Linked DNA regions of Homo sapiens: region 2 is linked to region 1. A link is a loop called in an ENCODE intact Hi-C map of the cell type or tissue named here. Cell type or tissue: ovary. All regions are shown on one strand.

Region 1 (5,000 bases):
TGCCCTGAACTTGGACCTCAGCCTACCACTGATATAATAAATGTCCGATCTCAGGTGTGTACACCCCTTCTATCATTTATATGACTTATGTCCTGCTCATGACTTCAGTCCTGCCCAGGGTCATTGGCCTCAGGAAGTAAATCTTTTTCTGTAGGTTCCTGAGTATGGGCCCCTGACACAACTGAGTGCTTTAATACAGGCTAGTTTCTGCCAAGAATAATGACCAGAGAATAGATGGATGCGCAGGAGTCATGGCCTCAGCTCTGCAAATTGTTTCTCTTTGTCCATCCTAGATAATAAAAATACCACCTTGGCCAGGCACGGTGGCTCACGCCTGTAATCCCAGCACTTTGGGAGGCCTAGTGGGTGGATGACCTGGGATCAGGAGTTGGAGACCAGCCTGACCGACATGGTAAAACTCCGTCTCTACTAAAATAAATAAATAAATAAATAAATAAATAAATAAATAAATAAAAAATTAGCCGGGCATAGTGGTAGGCACCTGTAATCCCAGCTACTCGGGAGGCTGAGGCAGGAGAATTGCTTGAACCCAGAAGGCGGAGGTTGCAATGAGTCAAGATTGCACCACTGCACTCCAGCCTGGACAACAAAAGCAAAACTCCATCTCAAATAAATAAATAAATAAATAAGATAAAAATAAAAGTACCATAATGTACAGAGCTCCTTAACTCAGCATGTACAATGAAATCACTTATAGAACATTTTGAATGCCACCAACCCTCAAATCAGATTTTCCAGAAATAGGGACTAGGGCATCTATATGTTTTTCTGCTTTGTTTTGTTTTGTTTTTTTGAGACAGAGTCTGGCTCTGTCACCCAGGCTGCAGTGCAGTGGGGCAATCTTGGCTCAATGCAACCTCCACCACCCGGGTTCAAGTGATTCTCCTGCCTCAGCCTCCTGAGTAGCTGGGACTACAGGCGCACACCACCATGTCTGGCTAATTTTTGTATTTTCAGTAGAGATGGGGTTTCACCATGTTGGTCAGGCTGGTCTTGAAGTCCTGACCTCAAGTGATCCACCTGCCTTGGCCTCTCAAAGTGCTAGGATTACAGGCATGAGCCACTGCACCCAGCTGGCATCTATATTTTTAAAACACCACAGTGGTGCCGATATGTAAGTAAGATCGAGAGCCACTGACACAACAGCCCTCTACAACTTGCAAAAAGCTTTCACCCTATTCCCAAAGGGTTAAGTACTAATTGCCCCATTGCGCAGATATGAAAACAGAGGTTCAGAGGTTAGTGACTTGCCCAAGGACAAACAGTTTGCAAGTGAACTTATCTAGAATCAAACAGGAATGTCGGCCTCAAAGTCCTTTAATCCAGAATGAATGGAGGCTGATGTATACTCCGTGGCCAAAAAGAATGATGATTAAAAGCAGTTTAGCCTGTGGTTCCTTAACTGGGTTGCTAATGAGCTGGTGGTGCTTTTAATTTATTTTCAAGTATTTTGAAGAATAATCCAGAACCTGTCATCCTTCTGAGGTGGTTCCTTTCACAAAGTTGTGGTTAGTGTTGTGTGTGGCCTTGCTACCTTGTCCACACTGCTGATTATAGCAGGCAGGATATAGGACAGACCAATGACCTTTAAAAAGGCCACTTACAACCAGATAGATGGTGGGTGGTTTCTTGATCACTCCCTCATCACTACGAATCAGCAGCTCACGATAAACCTTTAGTAAGGCCTCTAGGGGTGGCAACTGGGGAAGGGCAGCAGAAGTGAAGGGGCAGTAGCTGGAAGTCAGAAACAGAGGGAGAGCCATTGGAAAGAAGCACACAGCAGGAGTCATACGTCCAACCGCATCACCAGATTAGGGATAGCGGAAGCTCACCGTAAGGGGTGACAAGGTTGTCAGGTCACTATTGCTGCTTTGAATCCCAAACTCATTTTAGAGACATAGCTTGTGCAATTTTTTGGACAACTTTCCGTCTCCTTCACATCCCTAGGTATTCCTAAAATTAACTTCCCATATCATCCTCCTTGCTCCTGAAAAGTCCAGTTAAGGAGTGGCCATAACAAGGCATCCCCCCTCTTGCTGAACACCTCAAGGGAGAATTCTTTGGCCTCTGTTCAAAGAAAGGTATCTGGGTGGCTTTGGAGCTTCCCAGAATTCTCTGTACCTCTGAGAAACCACAGGGCATCCACCATTGTCCAGGACCACTGCCTGGTGGAGCGGCTCTGCATTCCTTTGCCTATGTTGCCCTCTAGTGCTCACTCCCTATAGTTATCTTTACATACTATTTCCCTTTTGATGCTAAGTTTAGGAATCCAAAATCTGGAACAAAAACTTCTTATAAGTTTATCCAGCCTGGGCGCGGTGGCCCACGCCTGAAATCCCAGCACTTTGGGAAGCTGAGGCGGGTGGATCACCTGAGGTCAGGAGTTCGAGACCAGCCTGGCCAACATGGCAAAACCCCGTCTCTACTAAAAATAAAAAAAATAGCTGGGTGTGGTGATGTGTGCCTATAATCCCAGCTACTCAGTAGTCTGAGGCAGGAGAATCACTTCAACCTGGCAGGCAAAGGTTGCAGTGAGCCGAGATGCGCCACTGCGCTCCAGCATGTGTAAAAAAGCAAAATTCCATCTCAGGAAAAAAAAAAAAAAGGAGTATCCATTACTTCATGGAAATTCATCTAGCAGTACCTATATGATATATTCGCTTTTCTGTATGTATCTTAAAAGCATTTTAAAATCTCTCCATGCATTCATCTGTCAAATATTTACTAAGTGAGTGCCTACCATCGGACAGAAAGCCTCCCTTTTAGGTAATAGAAAATACAGTTCCTGCCCTCATGGAGACCTAGCAGGGGAGACTGACAGTAGATCTCATAAACAGATGTGAAATGACAATTGTGACCATGCCGCAAAGGAGAGGTTCATGGGACGCCTGTTAGGGAGATCCGGGGGGGCTTCTCTGGAGAAGTGAGAATGGACTAAAATATGAAGGACCAGAGTTAGGATGTTAGAAAAAAAAGAGGGGCCAGGGAGAGCAGCAAGTGCAAGAACACCCCTGTGTCAAAAAAGGAGTAGGATGCATTTGAAGACGTGAAAGCAAGCCGCTTTAGCTGGAATGTGAAAAGTAGGGGTTTGGGGCACCATGGGAGGACAGGCTGGAGGGACAGCTGAGGGACAGCCTTTACGTGGCCTGGTTGACCACATCAGAATTTTGGTCTTTAAAAGGGTACTCCCTTTGCAAACCCCCACCTTTGTGTGGCAGATGGAAAATTGAAAGTACCTATGATTGGATGCAAAAAGCATGGGAGTGTAACTGTGTAACTTCACTTCAGCCTCTGATTGCAGGCAAAGTCTTCATTTGCATAGAAGTGTAACTTTTGTAACTTCAGCCTCCAATTGGCTGCTTTCCACAAGCAATCATACTGATCGTGGGCCACCATTTCATTTACCTGAGGCGAGCACCAAGTGGCCAGTGGGAAGCCTCTAGTGGGTATTTGGACCAGAGAAGACTCTGTATTGGGGCCTTTGAGCCACTGCTCCAGCCAGCTCCCAAACTGTGGAGCGTACTTTCATTTCAATAAACCCTTGCTTCCCTTAAAAAAAAAAAAAGGAATTTCGGTCTTTATTAAAACGAAGAGTGCTTGATTGTCTTATTTTGTTGAAGAAGAAGGTAGGTGATCAGATTTGGGTTTTGGAAAGATCCCGCTAGTTTTGCGTAGAAGATGGATTGAAGCGGGACCGCAGCTTTACAGTAGATGAGGTCAAAGGTCATTATTCTTGCAGTCCTGGTGAAAGATGATAGTGACTTGGGCTCAGTGATAGCAGCAGAAGTGGAAAAAAGGAGATAGAGTCAAGATAGAGGATAATGGGGCTTGGTGGTGGATTGCATGTGGGAGGATGGAGAAGGACAGGGGTGTGTCAAGGATGATTCAGAATTCTGGTTTCAGTAACAGGATAGTGGTATCATTTCCTTTTTTGTTGCATTTTTTGTTTGTTTGGGGGTTGTTTTGTTTTGTTTTGAGACATGATCTTGCTCTGTCACCCAGGCTGGAGTGTAGTGGTGCAAGCACAGGTCACTGCAGTCTCAACATTCTGGACTCAAGCGATCCTCCTGCCTCAGCCTCCTGAGTAGCTGGGACTACAGGCATGTGCCACCACGCCCAGCTAATTCGTTTTTAATTTTTTGTAGAGATGGGGGTCTCACTGCGTTGCCCAGGCTGGCCTCAAACTCCTGGCCTCCAGCAATCCTCTCACTTCAGCCTCCCAAAGTCCTGGGATTACAGACATGAGCCACCATACTTGCCCTTTGTTTCCTATGATAGGGAACATTGGCAGAGAAACAGATTTCGGCGGATGGGGGATGAGAAAAGCATGAGTTTGGTGTTGGAAAAAGTAAGATTAATGTGCCTTTAGGACATTCAAATGGCTACATCGGTCAATTAATATAGTCAGTAAATTCTTACTCAGCCCTTCATATGTGTCAGGCACTACTCTGGGCTTTATCTCCCATAGAGTTTACATTGAGGCTCATCCCTTCACCTCTCTGCTTAGAGCCCTGCCTGCCTGTCCTAGCCAGATAAAAATCCATTGAGTATTCAATAAGCTTTTTCTTGGAGCTGGCTACATATGAGACATTGAGCTCAGTGTTCTACTTGATTAGGTGATTCTATACTTTTTTTGTTTTTCTTTTCTTTTTGTTTTAAGATTCACGGTAGGCTGGGCCAGTGGTTCACCACTGTAATCCCAGCACTTTGGGAGGCCAAGGCCAAGGTGGAAGGATCACTTGAGGTCAGGAGTTTGAGACCAGCCTGGCCAACATGGTGAAACCCCATATCTACTAAAAACACAAAAATTAGGCCAGGCAAGGTGACACATGCCTATAATCCCAGCTTCTTGGGAGGCCAAGGTACCAGAATTGCTTGAACCCTGGAGGCAGAGGTTACAGTGAGCTGAGATTGTGCCACCGCACTACAGCCTGGATGATAGAGCAAGACTCTGTCTCAAAAAAAAAAAAAAAAAGATT
Region 2 (5,000 bases), 830 kb before region 1:
AAATGCAAGTTCACAGGCAGCTCCCTCGACCAACATGGAGGTGGGGCACAGCAATAGGTATTTTAACAAATCCTTCAAGTGATTCAGTGCACACAAAGGAGACAAAAGATTGGCTCACTTAACTGAAAAGTTCATGGCTAGATATATGAGGCTGCAAATATGACTGTATCCAGGAACTCAAACAGTGTCATTAGGACCATCACATCAAGTTTGTTTTTTTCTTCTAGTGTGGTCTCACTCTTAGATAACTTATCTCTTCGTGACGGAAAGATATCAACAGCTCCATGCTTATGTCCCATCTTTTTTATTTACACCATGATATGGTTTGAATCTGTGTCCCCACCAAATCTCATGTCGAATTGTAATCCCCAGTGTTGGAGGTAGAGCCTGGAGGGAGGTGATAAGATCATGGAGGTGTCTCTGATGAATGGCTTAGCACCATCCTTTTGGTATTGTTCTTATGATGGTGAATGAGTTCTCACAAGATCTGGTTATTTAAAAAGCATGTAGCACCTCCCCCATCAGTGTTTCTCTCACTCCTGCCCCCACCATGTGAGACGCCTGCTTCCCCTTCTCTTCCACCGTGATTGTAACTTTCCTGAGGCCTCACCACAAGCCAAGCAGATGCCAGCACCATACTTCTTGTACAGCCTGTGGAACTGTGAGCCAGTTCAACCTTTTTTCTTTATAAATTACCCAGTCTCAGGTATTTCTTTATAGCAATACAAGAAATGACTAAGAAACCCCAGAATAAACACAGTGCTTTGCCCCAAGATCTTCCATAAACACCCCCAAATGGAGTCTCTCAACCTCCCTGATTGGTCCAGTCCAGGTTTTGTGCCCTTCCCTGAACTTATCACGCTGCCAGAGGTTGTCACACTCTGAGTGGCCAGTTATGGTTTACCTGTCAGAGGTGGCATGAACTCTAAAGCCATAAGGACAGAGGGTAAGAAGGACTGATTGCCCCTAAAAAGTCCAATGTGAATGCAAGAAGGCAGGGGAATGGATGCTAAAGAGATTTAGTCCTTGGTCTTCTAATAAATTCCAGATTAAGGTACAAGTAGCTTCCCTAAATACAAACACACACACACACACACACACACACACACTTACATTAGTGTTTCTCTGGATACTGAAAAAGAACCCTCACCTTTAATCTAACTCTTCCTCATGCTCTCTCTTGCTTCTTGGTTAATGCAAAGAGTGGAAGATCAATTCTTACTAAATGCAATCCAGAACTGATAGCAAAAGAACTGAAAGAGAGAATTCCTTAGCAAAGCCCATGTCCCTAAATAAAGAGGGTTCCTAAGGTTGATGATGGGGAGGAGCCTACAAAAGATTCCTTCAGGAGCATCAGGCACAGCTCTGCACAGATGGGGGGCAGGTGGCCATCTTTGACTCTGCTGCAATTCAGTGTGACAATCCCCCTCAGTAGAGCCTTTTATTTCCCTGTAGTTCACAGAGGAATTTATTTTGCAGAGGAATAAAGAACTCGTGTACATGATTTGGCTTTCATCTTCAAACCAAGACTAAAACTTTGAGCTGTCATAGTTGTGCCATCTCAGCAGCCCAAATTCAGTGTTTTACAAAAGAGAGAGAAGAAAGAAAACTTTATCCATTCCCTGAGCTGTCACCTCTACCCAGATCAAGGCAATGTTTTCCTATTTTAGAACAAATGAAAATGCTCCATGAGTAATCTCATTTTGACTGAGGAATTACTATCAAGAGCAAACGTCTTGTCAAATGCCTCTTATACGGCTATTTGCAATCTCACTTGTTCTTTTGTGCCCACCCTCTACATTTGGATCAGCCCAAACCCAGGAGACATGTTGAATTCTTCCCTGCATTTCCAGTGCTGGGCACAGAATCTGGCACAGGGTCTTTGCTGAATATATGTATGTTGCACTGAATTAGGTGGAAAGGGTGTCCTGTTTCCCATAATTTTTCTTTTCTACTATTAGATAGCTTCATTGCAGCATACGCTCCACTGTTTTATGGTTTCTATGAGACAATATTTGTTCCCTCATCATTAGACAGGCTATTTGACAAGATGGGCCACTTTAAGGGATATACCTTATGCCGCCTTTCGCTCTTCTACAATTCAGCTCCATAAGGATGACCTTCAGACATTTTTACACCCAATTCCCCCGCAGCACCACTAGAGGGCAGCAGAGAACACAATGATGGCAAGATGGCCATTTTGTCCAGTCTTTGTCTTCAGCTCTCCTAGTCCCTCAATTTTCCCAGCTTTCATCCTTTTGTTAACTTTGGCTTTATGGGTGCAAGTTTCAGTACAGAAAAGCCTGATTTGCTTTAGAGCAAAGAAAACCATACCTTTTTTCTTCCTGCCTTTTCATGTGGTTTCTTAGAGAAATAATTTCATCAACGAGCCAAAACACTCAAAGTTTACAAAATGCACCTGTTTTGTTTTGTTTTTAAATATGGCCTCTCCTTTAGAAAAGAAAAAAAGAAAATAAAATCTTATCTACTACATTAGGCGAGAGTTTCCCTTCTGAGCGCCTTTTCTATAAGATCTTTAACTGAGCTCTGCTATCAGTCTCTTCAGCCTCCATTCTTCTTGTGATCCAAAATCCAGCCTGGAAAAAAGCTCTCATTGGCAGGATAATTAAAGTAGATGAACAAGTCCTTCAGTCCCAGTTAATCCCAGTAAGCCTAATTCAGCTTCTATAGATGGAAGGATAAAAGTGTTCTCCCATCAGGGTCATTCATAGTTGGACTGCAGCCTACACCAAGAAATCACTCCCCAGATAATCACAAGGTCATGGCGACCAAGTTTATACATAAGTAAGATTGAATTTGGTCTAGGTTTGATCCAACTGCACAGATCAAGGAATCACTGCCAAAAAGAAAAGAAAAAAAAAAGATTACTTAGAGCTAAATTTCAGGACAAACCAACACCTTGACTCCTTGCTTTCATGCAAAATTTCTCTTCAAGTTCCAGGAACACACCCCCAATTTGGCATGCAAATCAAAAGAGCCTTTTAAAATAACAATTTAGCAATAACTATTAAGATGAAATTTTCTGTTTCTAGAATGTATGCTACATGAATATACATATGTATGTGCATGTATAGCAGACAATTGGAAACAAACTAAATCTCTATCAGTAGATTATTTCAATATATTTTGATATACCCACACTCTGATATACCACACAGCTAAAAAAAGAAAAAGATTGCGATGTATCTGTCTTCAGTGAAAGAGAAGGATGGCTGAAAATTATTAATAGCAATGTACTAAAAATGTTAAGTACATATTTTTCATTTAAAAAACTATATGTCTATGTATGTAAATGAATGCAAATACAGATTTGTATTTCAAAATCTGGAAGGATTTACATAAACCTGGTTTAGGGGAGCATCATAGATAAGAGAGGAGTAAAAAGGTAGAAATTTAATTATATTCTGGTATCACTTACACAATTTTGTTAAATCTAAAATGTTGCTTACATAACTGGGCTCACATTAGCCAATGTTATGTTTGGTCACTTGCGATTCTTTATTCACTGAAACTCTAGTTGTTTCAGGTACTACCTAGCATTTGGTCTCCATATCCCAAGGACAAAGCAAAAATTTTAAGTTTTCTCTCTTGAAAGATTTTTGGAAACTAATATAACCCTGCTAGCATGAACAGACACAGCGTATATGAAAATTGAAATCACATCATTTTCAAACTGAAAGTAAACAAATGCCCTCTTACCATTAGCTGTGCCCAGAGACATCCACAAAATTAGAGTCTCAAAGCTGGGAAGGGAGCTCAGAGTTTTTCCCAATGCCCCATCACTCACAAATAAAGAAAGGGAGGCTCAGTGAGGTCATGTGGCACCCCCAGTTTATAAAAAGTCCAGCCCAGTTCTCAGAGTTTATTGGCCACATCATGAAATGGTCACATCCTTTATCACTGAAAACCAGAAGAATATTTTTGAGAGTGAAAGGTGGCACTGTTCATGATCACTGTGGGACAACAGTTAGGACTGTAAGTTAGGACTGTCCTGGGGCAACTGAACACACAGGCACTGTGCCAACCTCCTTCAACCACACTGAATTCCAAAAGAGCCGATATATGGACTTTGCACCCCACCCTTCCCAATGTGAAACCCTTATGAGAGGCCTTCTCCTACAGCAGTCATCGAAAGTATGGTTGTTTCTCTTTATTCTATTTTATTTCATTTGTTTATTTATTTTATTTTATTATTATTTTTAAGATGGAGTCCCTCTCTGTTGCCCAGGCTGGAGAGCAGTGGCACCATCTTGGCTCACTGCAACCTCTGGCTCCCAGGTTTAAGTGATTCTCCTGCTTCAGCCTCCCAAGTAGCTGAGATTACAGGCACCAACCACCACACCTGGCTAATTTTTGTATTTTTAGGAGAGAGGGGGTTTCACCATGTTGGCCACGGGGGTCTTGAACTCCTAACCTCAACTGATCCACCTGCCTCAGCCTTCCAAAATGCTGGAATTACAGGCATAAGCCATCCTGCCTGTCCCCTCTTTATTCTAGTTAAATATTCATTAACAATCATCTTCCTGGATCCCCAGAAGAAAGAAACTATTTAACAAATAATTTTATTAGTCCTGGGAGGAATAAAACCAAAACAGGACTACTGTTTTTCTCCAATGTTCTCTCAGTTAATCTCAGAGTCCTTGCAAAATGACACAGGCATCTGGGTCTGGTATTCCCAGCTCCTTAATAGAGTTTACCAGATTTAGGGAAGTGAAAATGTGAAACACTCAGTTAAACTGGACTTTCAAATTCAAATGCAATTTTTGAGACATACTTACACTAAAAGAAATTATTGCAAGTTTATCTGAAAGTCCAGCTTAAGTGGATATCCAACATTTTGCCTGGCAACCTTGTCACTGAACTCACATCTACCTCGCTTTTCAGAAGGTCCAAAACTTGCCGATGATTGGCTGGGCTTTTAGACCTGCAGATTGATGCTGGAGGAGGGAACATACAGAATAACTATGTAAAGTGCTTCC

The links. A loop is a pair of places that touch in the nucleus more often than their neighbours do. Peaks named below come from ENCODE experiments on the same cell type or tissue, not always from the same donor. Only the 100,000 strongest peaks of a DNase experiment are listed, where the experiment ranks them.
Region 2: it touches region 1 in a loop (5-fold over the local background); 52 of 110 quality-filtered maps call a loop at or near these places.

Annotation. Positions count from the first base shown.
Region 1 is chr16:53,020,392-53,025,391 of GRCh38, forward strand. No RefSeq gene overlaps it. Among named protein-coding and RNA genes, the nearest start is that of CHD9NB, 30 kb to the right of the region's middle. In ovary, no CTCF peak of the experiment used is centred here; a DNase peak (open chromatin) is centred at 2,225.
Region 2 is chr16:52,189,570-52,194,569 of GRCh38, forward strand. No RefSeq gene overlaps it. Among named protein-coding and RNA genes, the nearest start is that of CASC22, 66 kb to the right of the region's middle. In ovary, a CTCF peak has its summit at 2,142 (motif pointing right); a DNase peak (open chromatin) is centred at 2,160.